3 separate regions of the Homo sapiens genome follow, and all the other regions are linked to region 1. Evidence: read pairs that join two places in POLR2A ChIA-PET (ENCODE). Cell type or tissue: K562. All regions are shown on one strand.

Region 1 (8,000 bases):
TTTGGAGCACTAAGCTGGAGAGAAAGGCCTAAGATTTTCTCTGGGATTTGTGCACACCCCTGGAAGCAAAGACTATGGTCAGTGCCATCTGAACTGCACGAACTGAGAGGGAAAGAAGTAGTTCCCTACAGTGGTGGTTTTCACACGCATGCCTCAGCATCACCTGGAGGGCTTCTGAAAACACCTTTTGCTGGGGCCTACCTCCAGAATGCTCAATTCAGTAGGTCTGGGGTGGACCCAAGAATTTGCATTTCTGAGTTCCCCGGTGATGTTGATGCTGCTAGTTCAGGACACACATGCTGGAAAACAAAGCCTCAAAGGAAAATCCTGCTGCTGTTATCAGAAGAGCTGCAAATGTTAGATCTGCCAAACAACAAATGTTCACTTCACTGAGGAAAGTCAAAGATCTCACTGGTCTGGAGGAAGCAGAGGTAACTACCACAGGGCTGGGTGTGGTGGCTCACTCCTATAATCCCAGCACTTTGGGAGGCTGAGGTGGGCAGATCATTTGAGGCCAGGAGTTGAAAACCAGCTTGGTCAACATAGCAAAACCCCATCTCTACTAAAAATACAAAAATTAGTTGAGCGTGGTGGCGTGCGCCTATAATCACAGCTGCTCGGATGGCTGAGTGAGGAGAATTGCTTGAACCCGGGAGGCAGAGGTTGCAGTGAGCCGAGATTACACCACTGCACTCCAGCCTGGGTGACAGAGCGAGACACTGCCTCAAAAAAAAAAAAAAAAAGATGCAACTAGCACACAATACTGAAAACCCTGTTTGGAGATGCCCTACATTCTTCCACTGTAGTTTGCAGTGTCGTCTGCTACACATCCACCAAGACGTCTCCTCCAATTCCAAGCTCCTGACACAATGACTCATTATCCCTTCCTTGGGACCTCTCCTCAGGCTGTTCCTTCTGCTTGGATCTGCCTGGTGAACCTCTATCACCCTTCAAGATGAAGGCTCAAATTCCATCTCATCTTGGAAGTCTTGCATGATAGCAGCCTTCTCCAACACTTCCATCATCAGCGCCCCAGAAGTCTCAAATTGCACTTTGTTTGTTTTAGACAAGGTCTCACTCTGTCACCCAGGCTGGAGTGTAGTGGCACGATCTCGGCTCACTGCAACCTCCACCTCCCAAGTTCAAGTGATTCTCCCGCCTCAGCCTCCTGAGTAGCTGGGATTACAGGTGTGCACTAACATGCCTGGCTAGTTTTTGTATTTTTAGTAGAGACGGGGTTTCACCATGTTGGCCAGGCTGGTCTTGAACTTCTGACCTCAAGTGATTCGCCCACCTCAGCCTCCCAAAGTGCTGGGATTACAGGTCTGAGCCACCTGTGCCTGGCCTCAAACAGCACTTTATATCACTCGAGTATAGTAACCTGGGTTTTCCTTCCCCTTCTCTGGTTGGTCGTTTTCAACCTCCTTTTCTGTGCCTCCCCCTCTTCTACTTAACTTTATTCTTTTTCTTTTTGAGACGGGGTCTCGCTCTTTTGCCCTAGAGTACAGTGGCACCATCATGGCTCACTGCAATCTCAACCTCTCAGGATCAAGCGATCCTCCCACCTCAGCCTCCCGAGTAGCTGGGACTACAGGCATGTGCCACCATACCCTGCTAAATTGTTTTATTTTTTGTAGAGATGGGGGGTCTTGCCATGTTGCCCAGACTGGTCTTGAACTCCTCCTGGGCTTAAGCGATCTTCCCACCTCGGCCTCCCAAAGTGCTGGGATTATAGATGTGAGCCACTGTGTCCAGACTCTTCTACTTAACTTTAAACCTGGAGTGTCCCAGGGCTTAGGACCCGGCAGTCTTCCTATCTGTAATCTTTCCTTAGTCCCACTGCTTTAAACTCCACCTACATAATGGGTTTGTTTGTTTGTTTTTTTGTTTGAGACAGGGTCTCACTCTGTCACCCAGGCTGGAGTGCAGTGGCGCGATCTCGGCTCACTGCAACCTCACCTCCTGTGTTCAAGCTATTCTCCTGCCTCAGCCTCACAAGTAGCTGGGATTACAGGCATGCTCCACCACGCCTGACTAAATTTTGTATTTTTTGGTAGAGACGGGATTTCACTGTGTTGGCCAGGCTGGTCTTGAACGCATGACCTCAAATGATCCACCTGCCTCGGCCTCCCAAAGTGCTGTGATTACAAGCGTGAGCCACCGTGCCGGCCCACCTACATATTGTTGACTACACATTTGTATGTCCAGATGCATATACTCAGCTGCTGATCTGACATCTCCACTTGACTGGGTCATGGACTCGCATTTGAGAGTGACAGAAGGAGGGCCAGGAATAATACAGAGTCCTTTGAAAATTTAGAGCCAAGAAGAGCAGCATCTTGGGCAGAAGGAATAGCAAATGGGCAAATGCACATATGAGTAATACTCCTTCCTTCATGGCACTTAATCACCCTAAGTCACTTGTTTATTGTCTGTCCTCTTCCACCAGACTATAAACTCCAGGAGAATGGAAATTGTCAGAGGCATGTGAACCAGAGCAACTCCATCTTGAATAGGAGCTGGGTAAAATGAGGCTGAGACCTACTGGGCTGCATTCCCAGATGGCTAAGACATTCTAGGTCACAGGATGAGATAGGAGATTGGCACAAGCTACAGGTCATAAAGACCTTGCTGATAAAACAGGTTGCAGTAAAGAAGTGGCCAAAACCCACCAAATCTAGGATGGCGATGAGAGTGACCTCTGGTCGTCCTCGCTGCTATACTCCCACCAGCGCCACGACAGTTTACAAATGCCATGACGTCAGGAAGTTACCCCATATGGTCTAAAAAGGAGAGGCATGAATAATCCACCCCTTGTTTAGCATATCATCAAGAAATAACCATAAAAATGGGCAATCAGCAGCCCTCAGGGCTGCTCTGTCTATGGAGCAGCCATTCTTTTATTCCTTTACTTTCCTAATAAAGTTGCTTTCACTTTACTCTGTGGACTCGACCTGAATTCTATTACTCTTTTGGGGTCTGGATTGGGACCCTTTCCTGTAATAGAATCATATGCACTTAGAAGGCATGCAATCAAAACTTCTTGAATAAATGCATGATAATTATTTGCAATGAGGACCTTGAGTCCTTCCTTATCTATTTTGTGCCCCCAGCGACCAGTGTAGTGCCAGGCACATAGCAGATGCTCAGTGAATATCTACCAAATTAATTAGTGAAGACCTTTGCTTCCTTTGCAATTACTGCTCTGAAGAAAAAAAAAAATCTTGCCATCTTAAAAAAAAGAAAGAAAAGAAACCCATATAGCAGTGCCAAACAAAGTACTGTGGAATGGTTCTCAAAACCATAGCTCCCTGATGGGATAATGTAGTTTAAATATAGCAGCTATTTTTCCCTCTAGTTGGTTTGTTCTTTGATTTTTGTGGAAAGATTTCAAAAGTTCTCCTCCATTGCCCTCCTTCCTCACCCCCCAAGGTGCTTAGACTTTAAATGGTGAAATACTTAAAATGCAGAGATGGCCTGGCCTCCTGAGCCTGGTAGAAGAAAGAAGAGTGATTAAATGCAATTTTAATTTTATAGGATGAGTTCTCTGATTCTCCCTTCCCTGCCGGGTGCCAGGGTGTTGCTCTCACAGTAGTGGTAGCAGCCCCAAGCAGGTTGGGTTTCAGTCTGGCAGAAATCCAAGGACAGTGCACACAGCAGATAGGGTTGCTGTGGACAAATTCCTAGAATAGGATCTTTGTTCCCAAGCTGACCAGCTTGCTCCCTTGATGTCCCACAATAGAAAAAAAAAGGGGGGGGGGTGTTGGTGGAGGCATGTTTAGGTCTCCCATTGTGATCCTGCTGTAGTTACCTGATAGTTCACAAAAGATCCCAGGAGGTTGGCAGCCCTCCCAAGTTACCTTGTGATTCTCTCCTGATTTCAAATAGGGGGAGGGAGGAGGACACCATGTATCCTAAGAGAAGCTTGTCTGACATGCCTGATCCGTTCCATCTGGGAAGATGCATCATGAACCCCATCTGGCTCCAGCAGTCTGGCTAAGGCTGAGGCTGAGGCAGCCGTGGGCTCCCAGCACACCCCCACTAGCTCCATCCCTCTCAAGCCCGCTTATCCTTCATCTTCCCCTGAAAGAAACAGATCACAGCTTCTGTCATTTGCAAGACCTCCCCTGACTCCCTATGCCCTGGCCTTTTCTGCAATCGCCTCTGCTTCTTCTCCAACTGTGGCTTCTCTGATCTCCCAGCCCTCTGCAGATGCCGTGTTGATTGGAGGCCCTCTGCAGATGGCAGGGCCCCTGTGAAAATCCAGTTCTTTCACCTGATCCTCCTGCACCACCCAGAGTATGTCCTGATTTGGGAGACAGATACACCTATTATAAGGTCCTGTCCCGTGTCTTGCAAGCTGGAGTCTAGAGGTACTGGACAATCGTTCCCGTTCTGTTAGCTGCTTCCCATCTCAACCAGTAGAGCCATGGCCTCTTTGGCCTTCAACCTTAACATTTAAATCTTCTCACGGGGGTCCAATCTGCATGGATGGGGGATGGGAGGAGTCTAAGAAAGCAGAGGCTTGGCTGGAGACGTTTGCAAACATTAGACGTTTCTCTTCCATGACTCATCGGAGGAGAGCAGTCCTCCCTCTTCCTGGAATGCAGCAAACCCATGGCCAACTCCTACCCCCACCCCATCCCCAAAATAAAACAACCCACACCTAGAGCTCTGTCCTCAGAAATCAGATTTCCCTCAAACATCTGACATGGCAACTTGGGGGCAGGGAGCATTCTGAGACCACAGAACAGCCTCTAAGAGGATTCTCTGACCTGAGGGGAGAGAGGGGGCTGCAGTCATAGCACATGTATCATTAGGATGGGTCTTTTCCAGAAAGCGCCTTCACCTTCCTGTCCTCCCCCAACCGTTCTTCTTAGTAGCCTCCCAGTATAAAACTAGGGGTAGACAACCGACCATTCCAGCAAGGCTTGATTTCATTGGTACATAAAAGGGTTCTAGAAAAAAAATAGGCTGGTGCAGATAAAAAGGAAGGAAGGAGGCAGGGTGCGGTGGATTATACCTGTAATCCCAGCACTTTGGGAGACTGAGGCGGGCGGATCACCTGAGGTAAAGTGCAGTTTGAGACCAGCCTGGTCAACATGGTGAAATCCATGTCTACTGAAAATACAAAAATTAACTGGGCATGGTGGCATGCGCCTGTAATCCCAGCTACTTGGGAGGCTGAGGCAGGAGAATCCCTTAAACTCGGGAGGCGGAGGTTGCAGTGAGCAGAGATCATGCCACTGCACTCCAGGCTGGGTGACAGAGACTCTGCCTCAAAAAAAAAAAAAAGGAAGGAAGGAGGCCGGGTGTGGTGGCTCACACCTGTAATCCCAGCACTTTGGGAGGCTGAGGTGGGCGGATCACTTGAGATCAGGACTTTGAGATGAGAGTGGCCAACATGGTGAAACCCTCTCTCTACTAAAAATACAAAAATTAGCTGGGTGTGGTGGCGCTCACCTGTAGTCCCAGTTTCTTGGGGGGCTGAGGCAGGAGAATTGCTTGAGCCCGGGAGGTGGAGGTGGCAATAAGCTGAGATTGCTCCACTGCACTCCAACCTGGGTGACACAACGAGACTCGGTCTCAAAAAATAAAAATAAATAAATAAATAAATCAAAAGAAGGAAGGGACAAAAAGGAAGACACCATTTAATAGACATGCATTTGCCATGCATGCAATGTGCTGGGACCTTTTCACATGTTGTCTTAGTGCATCCTTAGGACAAGCCTGTCTGGTACGTATCATTATCATTCCTATTTTTCCAGGTACTGAAAGTTGATTCTCAGAGAGGTTAAGTCACACAAATTAGAAATCACTATTCAATAAACATCTTTGGGAATAGAAGATTATTTGTAGGGAGAAGAATTAGCTTGGATCTATTTCTAACACCATGAAATGCAATCCGGCTGGGCGCTGTGGCTCATGCCTGTAATCCCAGAACTTTGGGAGGCTGAGGTGGGTGGATCACCTGAGGTCAGGAATTTGAGACCAGCCTGGCCAACATAGTGAAGCCCCGTCTCTACTAAAAATACAAAAAACTAGCCAGGCAGGCATGGTGGCAGGTGCCTGTAGAGGCAGGAGAATCGCTTGAACCCGGGAGGCAGAGGTTGCAGTGAGCTGAGATCGCACCACTGCTTGGGCAGCAAGAGTGAAACTCTGTCTCAAAAAAGAAAAGAAAAGAAATGCAATACATTTCATATTGGAAAGAGTGTTAAACATTTTTTTAAAAGTCTGTAAAACAATGAAAAGAAGCAACAAAACTATATAGGTGTGGAGGTCAAAGTGGGTGGATCACTTGAGGTCAGGAGTTTGAGACCAGCCTGGCCAACATGGCGAAACCCTGTCTCTACTAAAAATACAAAAATTAGCGGGGCTTGGTGGCACATGCCCATAATCCCAGCTACTTGGGAGGCTGAGGCAGGAGAATCATTTGAACCCGGGAGGTGGAGGTTGCAGTGAGCCGAGATCACGGCACTACACTCCAGCCTGGGTGACAGAGCAAGACTCCATTTCAAAAAAAAAAAAAAGTAGATAGGTGAGGAGGGGAGAGAAAACTTCTAAGTACTTCAGGTATAGAAACACTTTAAATTTGCATAATAAAATGTTATAAAACAAATGGAGGGAATGTATGCATGGGGTTTTAGAAAGAAACTAGACGACTCCTGGAAAACCTTTTAATGCTAGGAATCTGTGATTCTCTGACTGCGCAGAAGCACTCAGAGACCCACAAAGATTTTTATTATAGCAAATATCTCCTCAACTGGTTCTTGGACCAGTTTAATTTCCTGATCCCAGATCTGTCCCTACTCCCCGCTGTGGCAAGGGGAGAGAGGATCATTCTGAGTCACGAAATGCAGCCCTGTCCAGGGTGGGGAAGGGACAGCTGCTTAATTTGCAGCACATGTTGCTGAGAAAAGTGGTAAAGCAGAGTTCCCCTTCCACTGAAAGCTGCACAAGGAGGCTTCCGCCAGCTGAATGCAGTGACCTGAGCTGGAATTCTGCCAGGACAGTGGGATTAACTTCCCAAGTGCTGGCCAAAAAGGGCCCCGGGATTTTTATTTTTATTCATTTTCCATTACAACTGCACAGCAACGCAAACAAGCCCCACAACAATGTGAGCCACCAAGAGTCATTTTCCTTTGCTGGGTGCCATGTCAATACCACACATCTTGCTGACCTCATTTTACCGAAGTTTTAAGATGGGGAGCTTGATTACTTACTTCCCTGCTGACGATAATGGGAGAAAGGCATTGTGATTGCCCAATTAAAGCTGTATGCTTTAAAGGCGAAATAAAGCAACACATGCACACGGAGTCCACTGTACCCAGGGATAATAATTTAATGGGAAGTCAGTGGAAATCCAAGAAAATATAGGTCTAGCTCCCCAAGTCCCCTAAGATCAGGGGCCCAGAGGCACAGGGATTGGAGGAGATCTGACCACAGGCAATTAAATGTCAATTAAAAAGGGGGTCCAGTGGGGAGGGAAGGTAAAGGGCTTAGTGCATTAGAACCAGGCTCCAGGCTAATGAGACTCCTCAGAGAGGGCTTTGCACATGTTAGACAGGGGGTGTGTTTTAACTTGTGATTTGCCCTGTTTTTCCAGTCACATGATTCAATATTATCACAGTCTTCAAAACATCACCTTTTGGAAAACGTGGAGAGACAAATTCAGAGAATTGCAGGCACCAGGTAATACTGTATGCTCTTAGGCAAGCTACTTAATCTGTGTCCCTATTTCCTCAATTATAAAGAGTGGATAATTGAATCTACCTCATGTAGTTTTCGTGTGAGTTACATGAGAGACTGTGCATGTGATGTGCCTTGCACGTGGCTGGCAGCACTAGTAGAGAGACATTGCAGGCACCTTCATCTTAGGCTGATCTTAAGGCCCAGCCCTCCTAAAACGTAAACCATTTGATTTAATCTTGTAACAACAAACATATCCATTAACGTTATGGAAGATACAGAGACATTATTGAAGGTATAGAGGCTTCAAA
Region 2 (8,000 bases), 1.6 Mb after region 1:
TGAATAGAAGTGGCAAGGGTGGACAAGCTCATCTTATTCTTGATCTCAGGGAGAAGGCATCTTTCGCCATTGAATATTGAGTTAGCTGTGGTATTTTCATGGATGCCCATTATCAGGTTGAGGAAATTCCCTTCTATTCCTAGTTTCTTGAGTGTTTTATCATGAAAGAGTATTTAATTTTGTCAAATGCTTTTTTTTTGTTTTTTTTGTTTTTTTTTGATTCAGAGTCTCACTCTGTTGCCCAGACTGGAGTGCAGTGGCACTGTCTCGGCTTACTGCAACTGCTATCTCCCGGGTTCAAGCAATTCTCCTGCCTCTGCCTCCCGAGTAGCTGGGATTACAGGTGCCCACCACCATGCCTGGCTAACTTCTGTATTTTTAGTAGAGATGGGGTTTCACCATGTTGTGCAAGCTGGTCTTGAACTCCTGACCTCAAGTGATCCCCCTGCCTCAGCCTCCCAAAGTGTTGGGATTACAGGCATGAGCCACCATGCCCAGCCTCAAATGCTTTTTCTGTGTCTGAGATAATTGTGTGATTTTTTTTTCTTCTATTGATATAATGTGTTACGTTAATTGATTTTCAGATGTTGACCCAACCTCGCATTCCTAGGATAAATCCCACTTGATTGTGGTGTATAATTCTAATTCTTTTTCTGTGTTGCTTGATTTCGTTTGCTGGTATTGTTGAGGATTTTTTGCATCTGTATTCATAAGAGATATTGGTCTGTAATTTTCTTGAGATGTCTTTGTTTGGTTTTGGTATCAGGATAATACTGGCCTCATACAATTAGTTTGAAAGTGTTCCCTTCTTCTCTATCTTTGGAAAATTTTGTGAGTACTTGGTATTTTTTAAATGTTTGATAGACTTTAGCAGTGAAGTCATCTGGGTCTGGGCTTTCTTGTCTGTGGTTGGTTTACATTCTTTTTTTTTTTTTTTTTTTTTTTGAGACAGGGTCTTGCTCTGTCACCTAGGCTGGAGTGCAGTGGCGTGATCTCGGCTCACTGCGACCTCTGCCTCCCAGGTTCAAGCAATTCTTATGCCTCAGCCTCCCTAGTAGCTGGGACTCCTGGCTAAGTTTTGTATTTTTAGTAGAGACTGGGTTTCACCATGTTGCCTAAGCTGGTCTCGAACTCCTGACTTCAAGTGATCTGCCTTCCTCGGCCTCCCAAAGTGTGGGGATTACAGGCGTGAGCCACCATGCCCGGCCTACATTCTTATTACAGGTATCATTCCCTTCATTTTGTGAATGGGAAACTGAGGCTCAGAGAGGTTAAGTAATTTGCTAATATGTTGCAGAGCTCAGATTTGAATCCAAATTATCTTATGTCAGTTACTAGGATGACAATAGTAGCTAGTATTTATTGAGTGATTAATTTTGTGTATTTAACCATACAAGGTACTATTATAGCATAAGAATCTCCTGCCACCATCCCATCACCAATTGATCATTTAATGATCACTTCAACTTTATATGCATTGTACCCATTTTTGGATAGAGAATTTTACACTTAATGGAGACTTAGTGACTTGCTGTACTGTACCACGGCCAGGAAGTAAATAGTACAGCTGTGCTTCTCACTTACGAGGCTGTCTGACTCTGGAGTTTGCTCTCTTAATTGCTATACTCTATTGTGTGCCTGGAGGGCCTGAGACATTCTGTGCAAGAAAAGCGGCTATGCCACATGTACACAGGTGAGCCCAGATCAGATTTGACCTTGGAAGTGAATGGGCTCACACTGCCCTTCAAGCTCCGCTTAGAGATGCCTGACTCAGCACAGCACTGCGGAAGCACTGGCTTTTCTTACTGTCTCTGCCCTGTAGCTAACATTCTACTCTGTGATTGTAGCAAAAGAACTTCTATATCATTCTATCCACATGTATTTAGGATGAAAATAAGTATGCATAATATGGAAATAACTTTTTTTTTTTTTTGAGATGGAATCTTGCTATGTCGCCCAGGCTGGAGTGCAGTGGTGCGATCTTGGCTCACTGAAGCCTCCGCCTACCAGGTTCAAGCAATTCTCTTCCCTCAGCCTCCCGAGTAGCTGGGATTACAGATGCCTGCCGCCACACCCGGCTAATTTTTGTATTTTTAGTAGAGATGGGGTTTCACCATGTTGGCCAGGATGATCTTGATCGCCTGACCTCGTGATCCGTCTCAGCTTCCCAAAGTGCTGGGATTACAGGTGTGAGCCACTGCGCCTGGTGGAAATCACTTTTTAAGGTAGTTTAGTATGTATGTCAGCCAGAAGATTTGTATAGTATCTTTCAATGAAGACAAAGCATTTTACATATTTATATTAATCTTCCTATTTTTATGAGGTTAGATGGTATCTGGCCTATTTGAGTGAAGAGGAAAAATCGTCTCTCTTTTTCAAGTGAGAGGCCTTCCTCAAATATCCATTCACATTTAAAAGTGAGGTTCTAAAAGCTGACCTTATGCCTGTGTGAGTGGAGGGGCACATTGAATGGTGGACCTCACTGAGGGCAGTGATGTCTGATCTCTTGTGGGGTAAGGCAGGTGGTATCTTGGGAGCCAGGAGGAACAAGGGGCTGGAGGCCCCACTGTATAGAACCAGGCTGTCAGTGAGGCATCTGTTCACACCTGTGCTGGGTGTCATCCAGGCCCATAGTCAGGCCTCTCCTGGCTTCTGCTGGGGAGAGGGCAGGCCAGTACCCTGGTTGTGCAGCCCTGGGATCTGGGTGTCCAGCTGCTCCTAATTCAGGCTTTCAGTCATTTTCTCTGTAGTCCCTCTCCCACATCCCTGTCTTTGGAGACACACAGTTTCTCCTTGGAGTGTTCTGGGGATTCACAGTGGGCCTTGATGTCCTTTTTGTGCGCTCCTCCTGAGACTCAGCTGAGTAGAGGACACTCACACTTCAGTCAGTTACACGTGCATGACAGCTTTCCATCTTCGAAAGTTTATTGTCACATTTGCTCTCTTGTAGCCTCTTTTCCAGTCCTCTTGTCCTTTCATGTTTTTACCTGCTTTTATTTTTTGCTTTCATTTTATTAGGATTTTAGGAAGGAGTGGAGATAAGTGCTGTTTGTGTTTCTTTTGTAAATTCTTCATATCCTTTGTCTAATTTTCTGTTGGGTTTTAATTGTATGAATTTGTAAGAACGTTTTATTTATGAAGGATGTTAACTCTGACATGGTGCAATCCTTTTTTCTTCTACATTAGCTTACTTTTGAAACACTTGCTTGAAGATGCTGGTAGGGATTGCAGCTTCTATAACTTGTACAGATGGTTGCAGATGGTTGTGTGGGGAAGTGGAGCCCAAGACCAGCTGGCTGTACGTTGGCTTTTGTATAGATGTGCTTTCCTTTTGCTTTTCACCACCTCATGGAAGCTGTCTTATCTAACTCACGCTTGAGAAGTATTCATATTGATTCCAAAATGAAGGACCCTGGCCACGAATCATTTGCCATCTCCTCTACCAAAGACTCAAAATGTATGGCCCTGGTAGTCAGCTGGGAAAGTCTGGCAATAACAGCTGGGCTAAGGAACGTGGATGCTCAATTGCCTGCCAAGGGTCTCTTACTTCAGCCCGGCTACATGCCCCCAGCATTGGAGAGAGGCCACTTTCACACATGCGTTGGAAGGGTAAGAGACTCTGGCAAAAATAAATTCGTCTCTCTGCATTTAGCAGTGGGCTCAGGGCCATGAGGAAGGGAATTAGAGGAAAGGAATTAGCAACAGCCCACCATGTGTCTCGTCTGGCATGAGTGGACAGGTGTTAGCTCTCCTCTGTATATGAGGATCTGATTTTCAGCTGAGTTGTCGATGTTGAACCATGTTCCATTTCCACTTAGATTTTTATCCAGGCTCCTTCTATCTAACCAACATGAACAGAATGTCCTGCAGTAGCACATAGGAAAATTACATTGGGTGCAGTCTAGGAAATCTTAATCAGGGAGGGCCTGGTGATCTGAAAGCACAAAGCTTTCAGTGTCTATCAGATGATTTAGTCGAATTTGGAGTCTGAAATGACACATAAGACAGCCTAGGAACCTAGCTCTGTGTCACCTCCCCTCCCCTTCAGAGTCCCTGGTTTACTAGGGAAGTGGCTGTGGTGGATGATCAGCTCAGTGAAAACCCAGCCTGGTTTTGTTTCCCCCCGACAATAGCCCCTGCATTTTTCCTTTCCTAGGTCCCAACTGTTACTGCTGTATCACTCCAGGCCTTCCTCAAGTCTGGTTTACTGTCAAATAGCTTCCTAGCCCAGTACCTGGCTTTGAGCTTGTTCCTGTGTAAGCTGTCCAGTGTGCTCCTGCCACATTTACTGTCATCCTAAACATCACTTTGATCACATTGCTTTCCATTTAAATACTTTTGCTCTGCTTTTCCCAGACCTGGCTCTTACCCGTTAGGCTGCTTTAGGCTGACTTTTCCTGTTTCTCACTGTGTACCACTTAGCACTAGGCGGTTTGGTAGTGAGTTGCTCTGATTATTACGTCTGTGTTAGAAGGAGATTAGAAGGCTTTTGAAGTCAAGGGTGATGGCTGTGTCTTTTGAATTCCTCCCATAGCTATTCTTGTTGAAACACTCTGGGGAATAGACACAATTCTCAGACAGCAGAGTGTTGATGTCTAGGGAAAATGTTTACAATCTGAAAAATTACCTTGGCAGGCTGAGGACAAAGCCACAAAATCGTAACTTGTTTTTCGGCTTTCTTCAGCCTCACCTCTACCAGAGAATTTCACTTTGGAGTTTTCTTATCTGTAAAAGGGGAAGGGTTGAAGTACATTATCTGTCAGCTCCCACCCAACCCTGAAAGGCTAATTTTCTTTAATTCTTTCCCTTAATCTTTCCATTGAAATTAAAACTGATGAGCTGTTTCTGGATCTTGAATTAGGAATTTTTCATTTCTTTGTAATTCTTTCCCTGACGCATTTTGCAGTTGTCTCCGGGTATGTGCTGCTAAAAGAAATTTGGATTGCAATTTGGCTACTTTTTAGGAGAGCAGACAAAATGCCATACCATTCTGTTTTTCCTACTTGGAGCATTTCATTTGTAAAAGTAAAGCTTTCAGTTTGGTGCATAATTCTAACATAATTCTCACTCTTCCTTTGCAGACACGATGAGGCGAGTGGTACGACAGAGCAAGTTTCGGCATGTATTTGGGCAAGCGGTGAAAAATGACCAGTGCTATGATGACATCCGGGTTTCTCGTGTGACCTGGGATAGTTCCTTTTGTGCTGTCAATCCCAGATTTGTTGCCATAATCATAGAGGCAAGTGGGGGAGGAGCGTTCCTTGTCCTCCCTCTGCACAAGGTAGGTAATTTGATCTTCCATTCTGGTAGACACCCTCTGATAGTCTCCATACTTTTTCCTTAATAGATTGACAGTTCACTAAGAATTGTATTTGTGAAACCATTAGACTCTGATGTAATTGAAGTTAAGTTCCACACGCCTTACTAACCACATCAGTTTTTCTCTAACAGAGAATCATTAAATAGAATAGTGACCTCTGTTCTGGGGATGCCCTCTATGGATGAAAAAATTATTATAACGATGTTGTGAGCATGGGCAGGCATAGGAATTTTAAGATTTCATTCTTAATCATCTGCTTTTCACAAAAATTTTTCTTTTAGAGTGCAGTTTTAAAAACTGGCTTTTACTCCAAAGTAAAGTTTTAAAAACAGTTACATTTTCAAATGGGCAGAAATTTGTAAGATAATATTCTCTTTTTTTGTGAAGTCATAAGGATGAGCCCTTTTTCTTTTCTTAATTTCCTTTTTTTTTTTGAGTTGGAAATGGAACAAGAACTCAAGAAAATGTCCTCAATATAGATTTCAATTCTGGACAATAGTAAGTTTCAGCGTAGGATTTAAACAGTGTTAACAAGTGGTAGAAATAAAAGATCTTTACTGAGAATGGTTCTATGTTTTCTTCAACTTCAGTAGGGTTCCAAGCCCTCCTCCTTCCTTTATCCTCCCAGAAAGCCTGCTCCAAGGTGGGAGATTAGATAGGAATTTTGTGCATTTGCTGACCAATCATGAATACTGCAGATCAAAATCTATAGTTACTTTATCAGCAAATCCCAGAACTGCAAATAATGAAGAAAAAAAAGCTGTGAAGAGGGCCTAGAAACAGTTGTTTTCTAGTTAGCTTTTAGGAGGAAAATGAGTTTGGTGAGTCCTGAGCTCCAGTGATAAGGGCTGGGTGCTGGTGAGGATGCAGATGTTGGGTCGTATGACAGCTGTTTCCACTCTGCTGAAAACAGCGGGGGAAGTGGATCCCCGCTGTTTCTGAGCCCCTTATATTCAGGGTACATCTCATCACAATGGATCATGTGATTCTGAGAGTGGTTACAATAAAGTGAATTTCTGTCAGAGGGTTGTTTCCCATTGTATGTTGATGTTTTTTCCTTGGGAAAACTCTCATTGGGAAAATGTCCAATTCTCTTGGACTTTTGTTTCAGAGATGCTGGTGACTAACTTGTTTTATTATAACATCTGATTTTTACTTCAGTGGCCAGATAGATAACACAGTAGAACCATCTCCTAACCGAAGAAGGGAGATGGGTGCCTTTGGGGAACAAATTTGATACGTGTTTTCAAATGTACCTTCTTATTGGCGAAGATGAATCTTTTCATTAAGTTGAAAATTTATTTTTTATTTAGATACTTTTATTTCTGTTCAAAAAATTGTCGTTCAGTGGCAGATAAGTACACTACACTGTTATAAGTGTTCTTCATCTGGTTTTGGAGTGGGGATTTGAACTCAAGGCCAGTTGCATTTGGTCTCCACATTGTTTTAGCTTATTCCTTCACCAAGAGCAAGGGGCATTTGGAAACTTGACATTTTACTGGTAGGCTTTATGGCAGCCAACTGAGAAGACAGCCATAGCTTGTTAGCTAAGGTCAGACACTGGAGCACCATGATTTGTTTTGGAGTTACGAGTTTTTATTTCCCCTTTTATAGACTGAGGGATAAATGTAAGACTTTTTTTTTCCTTCAAAGAAATGGAACAAGCCAATTAAGAAGCACAAAATAGACATAATGAATGGCTAATCTTCCTCTGAATTCAGACATTTCCTTTCAACTTTCACATCCACAAAGGTTCTGTGAGTTCATCTTTGCTTTTACAGACCATGAGAAACTGAGTTTCACTTATCCCATTTGAGGGAGACCTGTGTGCAGTGCCCCAGCTAACTGATCTTATGATTTGGTTTTTCCTTGCATTCAGTGACCTACACTTAATGAATGTGTCCTTGTATTTCATTCTTTAACCAGCATTATGGGAACTAGGATAGAATAAGTTGCTTTACAAATTGTCATGTTTAGATGAGGTGTTGCTTTTTAGAGGAGCATCGAGGGTCTTTCCCAGGCTATAATACTGTCTGTCTAGCTTTGCTCCTTAAATATGAGTTTGTTTTAGAGGAGGTGACATTGGTATAAGCTAAGCCCTGTGACAGCCATTGGAAATAAGATCAATACTTGGGTTTCTATAGTCGATAGGTTCATGAGTACTATGTGAGATTTTTGTGTATTAAAGTGTGTGTATTTAGCTCTTAGCGTCAATGTGGCATAGAGGGAAGATCACAAATCTGGGAATTGATGAGCTGTGGAGTTCAGTCCTGGCTCAGTCACTGACTTGTAGTGGGACGTGGATGTGTCTCTTTATCCTTCCGCTCCTCTGTTTCTCTCTCTGTAACATAAGCAGCTGTGTATAAAAGTTATTTTCTGGCCGGGCACAGTGGCCCATGCCTGTAATCCCAGCACTTTGGGAGGCTGAGGCGGGCGGATCACCTGAGGTCAGGAGTTCGAGACCAGCCTGGACAACGTGGTGAAACCTCGTCTCTACTAAAAATACAAAAATTAGCCGGGCATGGTGGTGCACACCTGTAGTCCCAGCTACTCAGGAGGCTGAGGCAGGAGAATCACTTGAACCCGGGAGGCGGAGTTGCAGTGAGCTGAGATCGTGCCACTGCACTCCAGCCTGGACGACAGAGTGAGACTCCGTCTCAAAAAGAAAAAAAAGTTATTT
Region 3 (8,000 bases), 360 kb after region 1:
AGGCCAGAGCAAAATCACTTCAAGGTTTGAGGCCCAACCAAGGACTGGAACAGCCCCTGTGTCAGGGCTCCCTGCTGGTCAGGGAAGAGAGAAATACAAGAGAAGAGAAACAAGGAATAACCCGGACGGCCGGAGAGCAGACCCCGGCGCGGGGCGATGAGCAGGCCCAGGGGAGCAGGGGCCGGGCAGAGTCTGTCTTGCCGGTGTTGGCCTATATCCTGGCAGACTTCCTACCTTAGGCCGGTAGCCCTGCTCAGCCATAGTCTCCGCCTCCTGCTGCAGCAGGGCATCTGAGAGCTGCTCGACCCGCCGGGCCTCCTCCTCTTCCTCCTCCTCCTGCTGGTCTGCTTCCCATGCCTGCAGCCGGCGCTCTGCAACCTGAGTGCCAAGAGCAAAGTCACCACCCCAAGACAAGGCCCACAGGGCAGAGCCCTGCCTCTGATGAGGAAGGTAAGCCTGCGGCCCTACCCAGACTGGAGAATCCAGCTGAGCAACAGCAATGCACGTGCCAAGGAACGGAAGGGAGCATGCGGGACTTGAAAGGCTGTATGCATGGTGTGTACCTCATAGAAAGCTGGAGAGGCTGTATGCGTGGCGCTTACCTCGTGGAAAGCTGGAGAGGCTGTATGCGTGGCGTGTACCTCGTGGAAAGCTGGAGAGGCTGTATGCATTGTGTGTACCTGGTAGAAAGCTGGAGAGGCTGTATGCATGGCATGTACCTCGTAGAAAGCTGGAGAGGCTGTATGCGTGGCGTGTACCTCATGGAAAGCTGGAGAGGCTATACATATGCGTGGCGTGTACCTCGTGAAAAGCTCGGCCTGTGGCCAGGTGTTTGGAGGACTGTTCTGTCTTATGTATCAGGGACTGAAATGAAGAGAGATCTATGGCCCCCGGTAAGCCAACTGCTTGCAGAAGCAGACAGAGTAAAGAGAACAGACAGCAGTACCGGCCTCACCCACACGACATGGAGGATGTGGAGGGAAAGAAGCCACAGTCAAGAGGATGAGGACTGCAGCTGGGATGGAAACGGGAGCACCGTGCTCTCAAACGTGCGCAAGCCCTGCCAGGCAGTCCAGCGGCTCTGAACCCTGTCCCATGATGATGCAGAGAACCTGGCAGGCCCGGTGCCTCCCGCCCTTGGGCTCAGCCCTACCTGGGCTTCCAGCTCCTGCTTCCTGGCCGATTTCAGCTTTTCACTCTCCTCTTTCTCGCGACGAGCCAACTCTCTCACCTCCTCAAGATTTCGAATAAGTTGCTCCCTGTGTTTCAGGGATTCCTCTTGTGCCCGTCGGTTCTGCTCAATCTTCTCTTGTATTTGCTGTTGTCTCCCTGTCAGAACCTAACCTCAGCAGAAAGAAAAGGGCAGCTTTGAGGTTGACCCTAACAGATCCTGGTTCTACAAGCCTTGGACAGGCTGCAGCCACAGCAAGGCCCAGCCTCATCCTTGGGCCTCAGGCCCAGGTACGCAGAGGCAGAGCCAGATGACAGGATTTGCTCTCACGATGTCGGCCACGCTTGCCAGTATACAAGAAATGTTTCCCTCGCAACCCAAGACACACAAAATGTATCCAGACTGTGTACTATGGAGAGACAGCTGAGTGCCAAAGAAATCAAAGGAGATGGGGATGGAGCTGTCTCCCCGGGGCCAGAGAAACCTTGGAGCAACAAGGTGAGTCTCCTTCCTATCAGCGGGTTCCAAAAACAAGAGAGCCACAAGCCACACAGATGACCAGAGGTGGAGCTGGGGTGGTCCTCTAACCTTTTGAACCTGCTGTGTTTGAGACCTGGCCCCAGAGCCGTGTGACATCTGAACTCCAGCCCAGGCCACAGTCAGGAGCAGAAAACCACCTGACACTCTCAACAGTTAGGCTGCAGGGCTGGGGGGAACAGAAAGTGGCCGCCATCAGGAGGGAAATTTAAATGAGGAAAATCAAAAGGCACTGGAGAATTCTTGGTATTTACAAGAGCAAAACATCACCAATCACGACCCAATTTCCTGTGGATTCCAAAATACAGCATACTACCAGACACAACGTAGAGTTTCTCATTTGAAACCACTTTACAACAGCTTTCAGCCCATGGGTAACACTCTCTCTTCTCCTCCCAGATTTCTCTGCGGTTGGGGTATATCTTCCACGCACAGTGTACACACTGACCAGGAAAGCAGTTATGTCCTCCAGGTCACGGCTGTCATCTACCCCGAGGGGGGAAACGTGTGGGAAGAGCCTCAGGCACCAAGAGGCTCTCTGCAGCGTTTCTCAGAATGGCTTCCAATTAGAACAACACAGCACACCCATAAGAGGGAATGGAAAGGCAGCGGGTGACAGAGGACAGTCCGTGATACAGCCCCTGACATGCCGTTTATAAAGATGTAACAGCATGTCACAACGCTTGAAGCCAAATAGCACAAGACAGTAAGAAATACATGTAGAAAAAATGTCAGGCATAGAAACAGAAGAGCAGACAGAAGCAGCAGCTACGGCTGCATACAGGATGGGCTCTGGGGGACTTTTTTCCATTTCTACTTCCTGTACTTCTGAATTCTTTTCTACTAAGCTCATATTACTTTTTCAATGATTTTTAAAGCCCACTTAAAATGACCAGAGAAGACTCTGTTCCCAGAGCATCTGGCAGGGTGACTGACCATGGACTTCCAGACACCTGCCCAAGACCCAACAGCCGGTCCACATCGCCGCAGCTGGGATTACCTCGCTCATCAGTCTGTCCCGTGCGCTGCGCTCTCGGGCCCACTCTGCCTCTCTCTTTTCCCACATCTCCTTGGCCTCCTCCCTGGGCAAACACAAAAGGGATGACAGCAGGCTCCTCCCCGCCCTGGCAGGAAGCGAGCTACGGAACAGACAGGGCTGCAGGGCACATGGCTTCTGCAGGACCACACTGCAGATAAACATCCACATGCACTTTGAAAAGATTACAATTAAGGACAGCATCCACGGAAAGTACTGTTGGAAGTTTTTCATTTTTTTTATTTTTGAGATGGGTCTCGCTCTGTTGCCCAGGCTAGAGTGCAGTGGTGCGATCTCGGCTCACTGCAACCTCCACCTCCCAGGTTCAATCGATTCTAGTACCTCAGTCTCCTGAGTAGCTGGGATTACAGGCATGTGCCACCATGTCTGGCCAATTACTGTATTTTTAGTAGAGACAGGGTTTCACCATGTTGGTCAGGCTGGTCTTGAACTCCTGATCTCAAGTGATCTACCTGCTTTGGCCTCCCAAAGTGCTGGGATTACAAGCGTGAGCCACCGTGCCTGGCCCTGTTGGAAGTATTTTAAGTTACCCTTTTAATACCCCATCTCCTTATAAAAAGGAATTGGGATGACTTACACCGTGGCTGTTTAACACAGAGATGAATGAAACCATCAGAACATGGAGAGGAGGGCGCTGCCTGTGCCTGAACCCTGCCACCGCATGCCTGTGTCACTGATAGCTCACCCTGGACGGAGTGACCTCTTCAAGTCTCCGGGTCTCACAAGCCACCACTTGGCTGGATGTCAGGACTCAGTAAGATGAGGCCTGTAAAGCACCCGGCACAGTGTCCAGCATGCAGTAAGTGCTCAATGTATGCTACTTATTATTTGATGATTTCAATCTACTAGTTTAGTCTTTAGGACCCAAACTCAGTTTTATAGATGTAAGCAGCATTCAACATCTCTATAATAACTTCCTTCTGGCTGGGCATAGTGGCTCACGCCTGTAATCCCAGCACTTTGGGAGGCCAACGCTGGCGGATCACAAGGTCAGGAGTTCAAGACCAGCCTGGCCAAGATGGTGAAACCCCATCTCTACTAAAAATACAAAAAGTAGCCGGGTGTGGTGGCGGGCGCCTGTAATCCCAGCTACTCGGGAGGCTGAGGCAGAGAATTACTTGAACCCAGGAGGCAGAGATTGCAGTCAGCCGAGATCATGCCACTGCACTCCAGCCTGGGTGACAGAGCAAGACTCTATCTCAAAAAAAAAAAAATAATTTCCTTCTAAACCTCTAAGATTTCAGATGAACACATCGTTACTCTAAACCTTAATGATTTCCACCTCAGATAATACAAGGGAAACACCCCCAGAGGCCAGGTCCATTATGAAGATGTGCTCCTCAGGAATGATGGACAACATACACAGCTATCTCTTCTTCTTCTTTTTTTTTTTTTTTTTTTTTTGAGACAGAGTCTCGTTCTGTCACCCAGGCTGGAGTGCAGTGGTGTAGTCATGGCTAATCGGAGCCCCAACCTCCTGGGCTCAAGTGATCCTCCCACTTAGCCTCCCGAGTAGTTGGAACTACAGGTATGAACAACCACGCCTGGCCAATTTGTGTATTTTTGGTAGAGCCTGGAGTTTTGCCATGTTGCCCAGGCTGATCTCAAATTCCTAGGCTCAAGCGATCCACCTGCCTCGGCCTCTCAAAGTGCTAGGATTACAGGTGTGAGCCTCCACGCCCAGCCAATAGATATTTCAGTAACAGGTGACCCATGGGGCATTTCAAGGTATCAGAGTTGAGGCCAGGAGCATCCAGCCCAGTCAGCAGCTGCCACTCACCTCAGCAGCATCTGCAGCTCTGCCTCCCGCGCCCGCTCCAGCTGCAGCTGCTCCTCAATGGCCTGCTTCATCCAGGCCACATCGGCCATGACCTGCTCCCGCCTGGCCAGGTGGAGGCGCTGGCTCTCGTCCTCCTTCTCGAGGAGGGCCTGCAGGATCCGCCTGTCTGCCTCCTAGAGGAAGCAGAGGGCGGCACGTGGCTGGGCTGGACAGAGTCCTTCTGCAATGAGAGCCTACAGAGGGGCCTGCCCTCCCTTTCCTTTCTACATAGACATTCGTGATTCTACACAGTGTTCTCAAGACAGAGATGGGAAGATCCTGGATTATTTCTGGAACAGACTGGGGATAATCACGAGGGGTGGTTCAGACACTGCACAGGCCTAGGAGCTTCTCTCTGGCTAAAGGGAGACCCAGCCACCACCACATGCCCTCGGATACACCTGGTTGCACAACTTTTTGGAATACAACTTGGCAAAAATCCCACTTATAAGAACAAAGACCACAGTGACACAAAAGTGCAAAACACTCGTTGCAGCTTTTAGGTAAGAGGGAAAAACCAGAAACAACCAAAATGCTCCTTGGTGGGGAATTAGCTACTATGTACATCAACATAATGGAAGCATTAAAATAATGCAGGAGGCTGGGCACTGGGGCTAATGCATGCAATCCCAGCACTTTGGGAGGCTGAGGTGGGAGGATCACTTGGGCCTAGGAGTTCAAGACCAGCCTGGGCAATGTAGCAAGACCCCATCTCTACAAAGCATTGTGATGTACACCTATGGTCCCAGCTACTCGAGAGGCTGAGGTGGGAGGATGGCTTGAGCCTGGCAGGTTGAGGCTGCAGTGAGCCGTGATTGCGCCATTGCAATCCAGCCTGGACAACAGAGCAAGACCCCATAAAAAACAGCTGCACACCAGGACCAACCATGCCACTGTGCCCCATGTCCTGCCCTGACCGCAGTGGGCAGGGATGGGAAGGGCAGCTTAGGTCTGTCTCCCTCACTTCAAGGGAGCTCATCAAAGTACTTAGGAATACAAAGGAGCTATCTGAAAAGAACAGGTTCAATCTAAGCATAATGACCTTTTTTTGTTTTTTTGAGACAGAGTCTCACTCTGTTGCCCAGGCTTGAGTGCAGTGGTGCAATCTCGGCTCACTGCAACCTCCACCTCCTGGGTTCAAGCAATTCTCCTGTCTCAGCCCCCCGAGTATCTGGGATTACAGGTGTGCACCACCATGCCTGGCTAGTTTTTGTTGTTGTTGTTCTTGTTTTGAGAGAAGTCTCGCTCTTGTCCCCCAGGCTTGAGTGCAACGGCTTGATCTCAGCTTATTGCAACCTCCACCTACCAGGTTCAAATGATTCTTCTGTCTCTGCCTCCCAAGTAGCTGGGATTAAGGCGCCTGCCACCACACCCGGCTAATTTTTGTATTTTTTAGTAGAGACAGGGTTATACCACATTGGCCAGGCTGGTCTCAAACTCCTGACCACAGGTGATCCGCCCGCCTCAGCCTCCCAAAGTGCTGGGATTACAGGTGTGAGCCGCCACGCCCGGCCATGTCCGGCTAGTTTTTGTATTTTTAGTAGAGATGGGGTTTCACCATGTCATTCAGGCTGGCCTCAAACTCCTGACCTCAGGTGATCCGCCTGCCTTGGCCTCTCAAAGTGCTGGGATTATAGGCGGGAGCCACCGCACCTGGCCGATCTTTTTAAAAATTAAGAGATTTAGTGTTAATTGAAGATGCTGAGGAATGCAACCTCAATTAGATTTAAATACAAAAACAAAAACCTCCACCTCTCTGTATGTAAATACATCTAGAAAGATGTGAACTAAACAGGCACCTCTGGGGATAGACAGAGATTGCAGGTGCTGGTCAAGGGGGTGATCTCACTTTGTGTTGTGCTGCTTTTTAAGTAACACAGTTACTGAAAAATAATTTGATGTTTTGATACCTGTATCTATCCATCTATGTATACACACAGACACTGGGAAAGGATCCTTACGGTCAAGCTAATTAACATATCCATCACCTCACAGTTGGTTTTCATGGTGACAACACTTAAGATTGGCTCTCTTAGCAAATTTCAAGAATACAATATGGTATCATCAGCTGTGATCAACATGATGGACACTACTCCCAGATCTCCCAACCGAGGGATGTATCCTTTGACCAACATCTCCCCTTTCCCCCAACCCCTCACTGTCTTCATTCTTACGAGAATGCACTCATATACTAAGCAATGGAAGGCCTTTTTTACAAAAGAGGCTAAGAAAGATGTCAGGCTGTCTCTTCAGACTTACCAGCTCCTCTTGGATCTGCTGTGTGCGTCTGCTGAGTTGAGCGTTATACTGATGTCTCAAGAAACGCCTGAAGGAGAATCAAATGTGGGCTGCCTTCAGTATCTCAGAAAGAATTAAATAGAAGTTAGATAACTGCTGACCAGGCTGTCTCCTTTATGGTTTCAGCAACACGAATGCAAGTCTGAAAAAGCAAGAGGCCCACCCGCCTGGGAAGAGTGGGGGGCCCTTCTGACACACACCCCAGCTCTGCCTTCTGCCGGAAGGCTTCCATCTGCTTTCGCTCTTCCTCCAGCCTCTCTAGCTCCCACCGCTGCTTCAACAGATTCTCCTGCTCCTTCTTTAGTTTGGTCGCCTGTGGTGATGATGAGAGTAAGCTCGACTGAGATCTGAGATCGTGGGAATCAGATCTTCCTTCATTCTCCATCTCCATTTTTCGCAGACACTACACCAACAGAGGCCTGGCCATGCAGGTGGTCACGATCCCCTCCCACCACTCACTTACTCATCCAATCCCCTCTGAGCCATTTCCTGCAAGGGCCTTTCTGAGCCCTGAACTCTAAACTCCCACAGGATCCTGTACTGGTCCACTCTTACTGTAACTTAACAACTGTCCTCCACCTGACACAGCCCCCACCAGGAGGTCAGGACTGTGGGCCTTGGTCAGGCTCTATCTCTAGTTCCCAACCCAGTGCTCAGCACCTAGAATAAGCAGTAGGCACTAAGAATGTAGTTGCTAAATCACGGCCTGGGCAAGGGGAAGTGAGGTCACAGGAGCATGGGCCTCCCTCTTCTAAATAGAAAGATCTCTTTCAAGGAAACTGTGCCATGTTCTCCAAAAACAGCCCCTGGACCAAAAACCCTCAGTTATGCCTCGAGACCCGAAACCTGCTCCCCACGGAGAGCTGGGTGCTAGACCACCCGATTAAATTGTGTCTACTCAGTGCACTGGAAAATCCAGATTCTAAGAAGGTTCTCCAACAGCAGGCCGCTAACCACCTCTAAGAGAACAGCTACTGGCTCCATGTCGTTAATGTTCTGGAATTCAGGCACGCAAACGAGGAGGATGGGAAAGCACAAGGCAGATGGGGATGCATGTGAGAGGGAGAACCCGGCTGCTGCCGCCCTTTGCAGAATCTCAGCCCTGCTATGGCCTCTTC

What was found. Peaks named below come from ENCODE experiments on the same cell type or tissue, not always from the same donor. Only the 100,000 strongest peaks of a DNase experiment are listed, where the experiment ranks them.
Region 2: POLR2A ChIA-PET joins it to region 1 with 6 read pairs; 1 of 35 experiments calls an interaction of 5 or more read pairs at or near these places.
Region 3: POLR2A ChIA-PET joins it to region 1 with 5 read pairs; 2 of 35 experiments call an interaction of 5 or more read pairs at or near these places.

Annotation. Positions count from the first base shown.
Region 1 is chr12:110,266,340-110,274,339 of GRCh38, reverse strand. No RefSeq gene overlaps it. Among named protein-coding and RNA genes, the nearest start is that of ATP2A2, 11 kb to the left of the region's middle. RefSeq lists an enhancer at 4,638-5,240. In K562, no CTCF peak of the experiment used is centred here; DNase peaks (open chromatin) are centred at 3,659 and 4,569; H3K4me3 peaks cover 262 bases.
Region 2 is chr12:108,698,405-108,706,404 of GRCh38, reverse strand. CORO1C (coronin 1C) reads left to right here. Exons shown (of 11, transcript NM_014325.4): 2 at 5,082-5,281. The coding sequence starts at 5,087. Among named protein-coding and RNA genes, the nearest start is that of CORO1C, 29 kb to the left of the region's middle. RefSeq lists enhancers at 4,354-4,886, 5,058-5,352. In K562, no CTCF peak of the experiment used is centred here; DNase peaks (open chromatin) are centred at 4,484 and 6,174.
Region 3 is chr12:109,907,781-109,915,780 of GRCh38, reverse strand. It overlaps TCHP (trichoplein keratin filament binding), which reads right to left. Exons shown (of 13, transcript NM_001143852.2): 7 at 7,083-7,195; 8 at 6,844-6,910; 9 at 4,546-4,718; 10 at 2,709-2,790; 11 at 1,154-1,339; 12 at 235-378. Among named protein-coding and RNA genes, the nearest start is that of TCHP, 12 kb to the right of the region's middle. In K562, a CTCF peak has its summit at 4,685; a DNase peak (open chromatin) is centred at 4,690.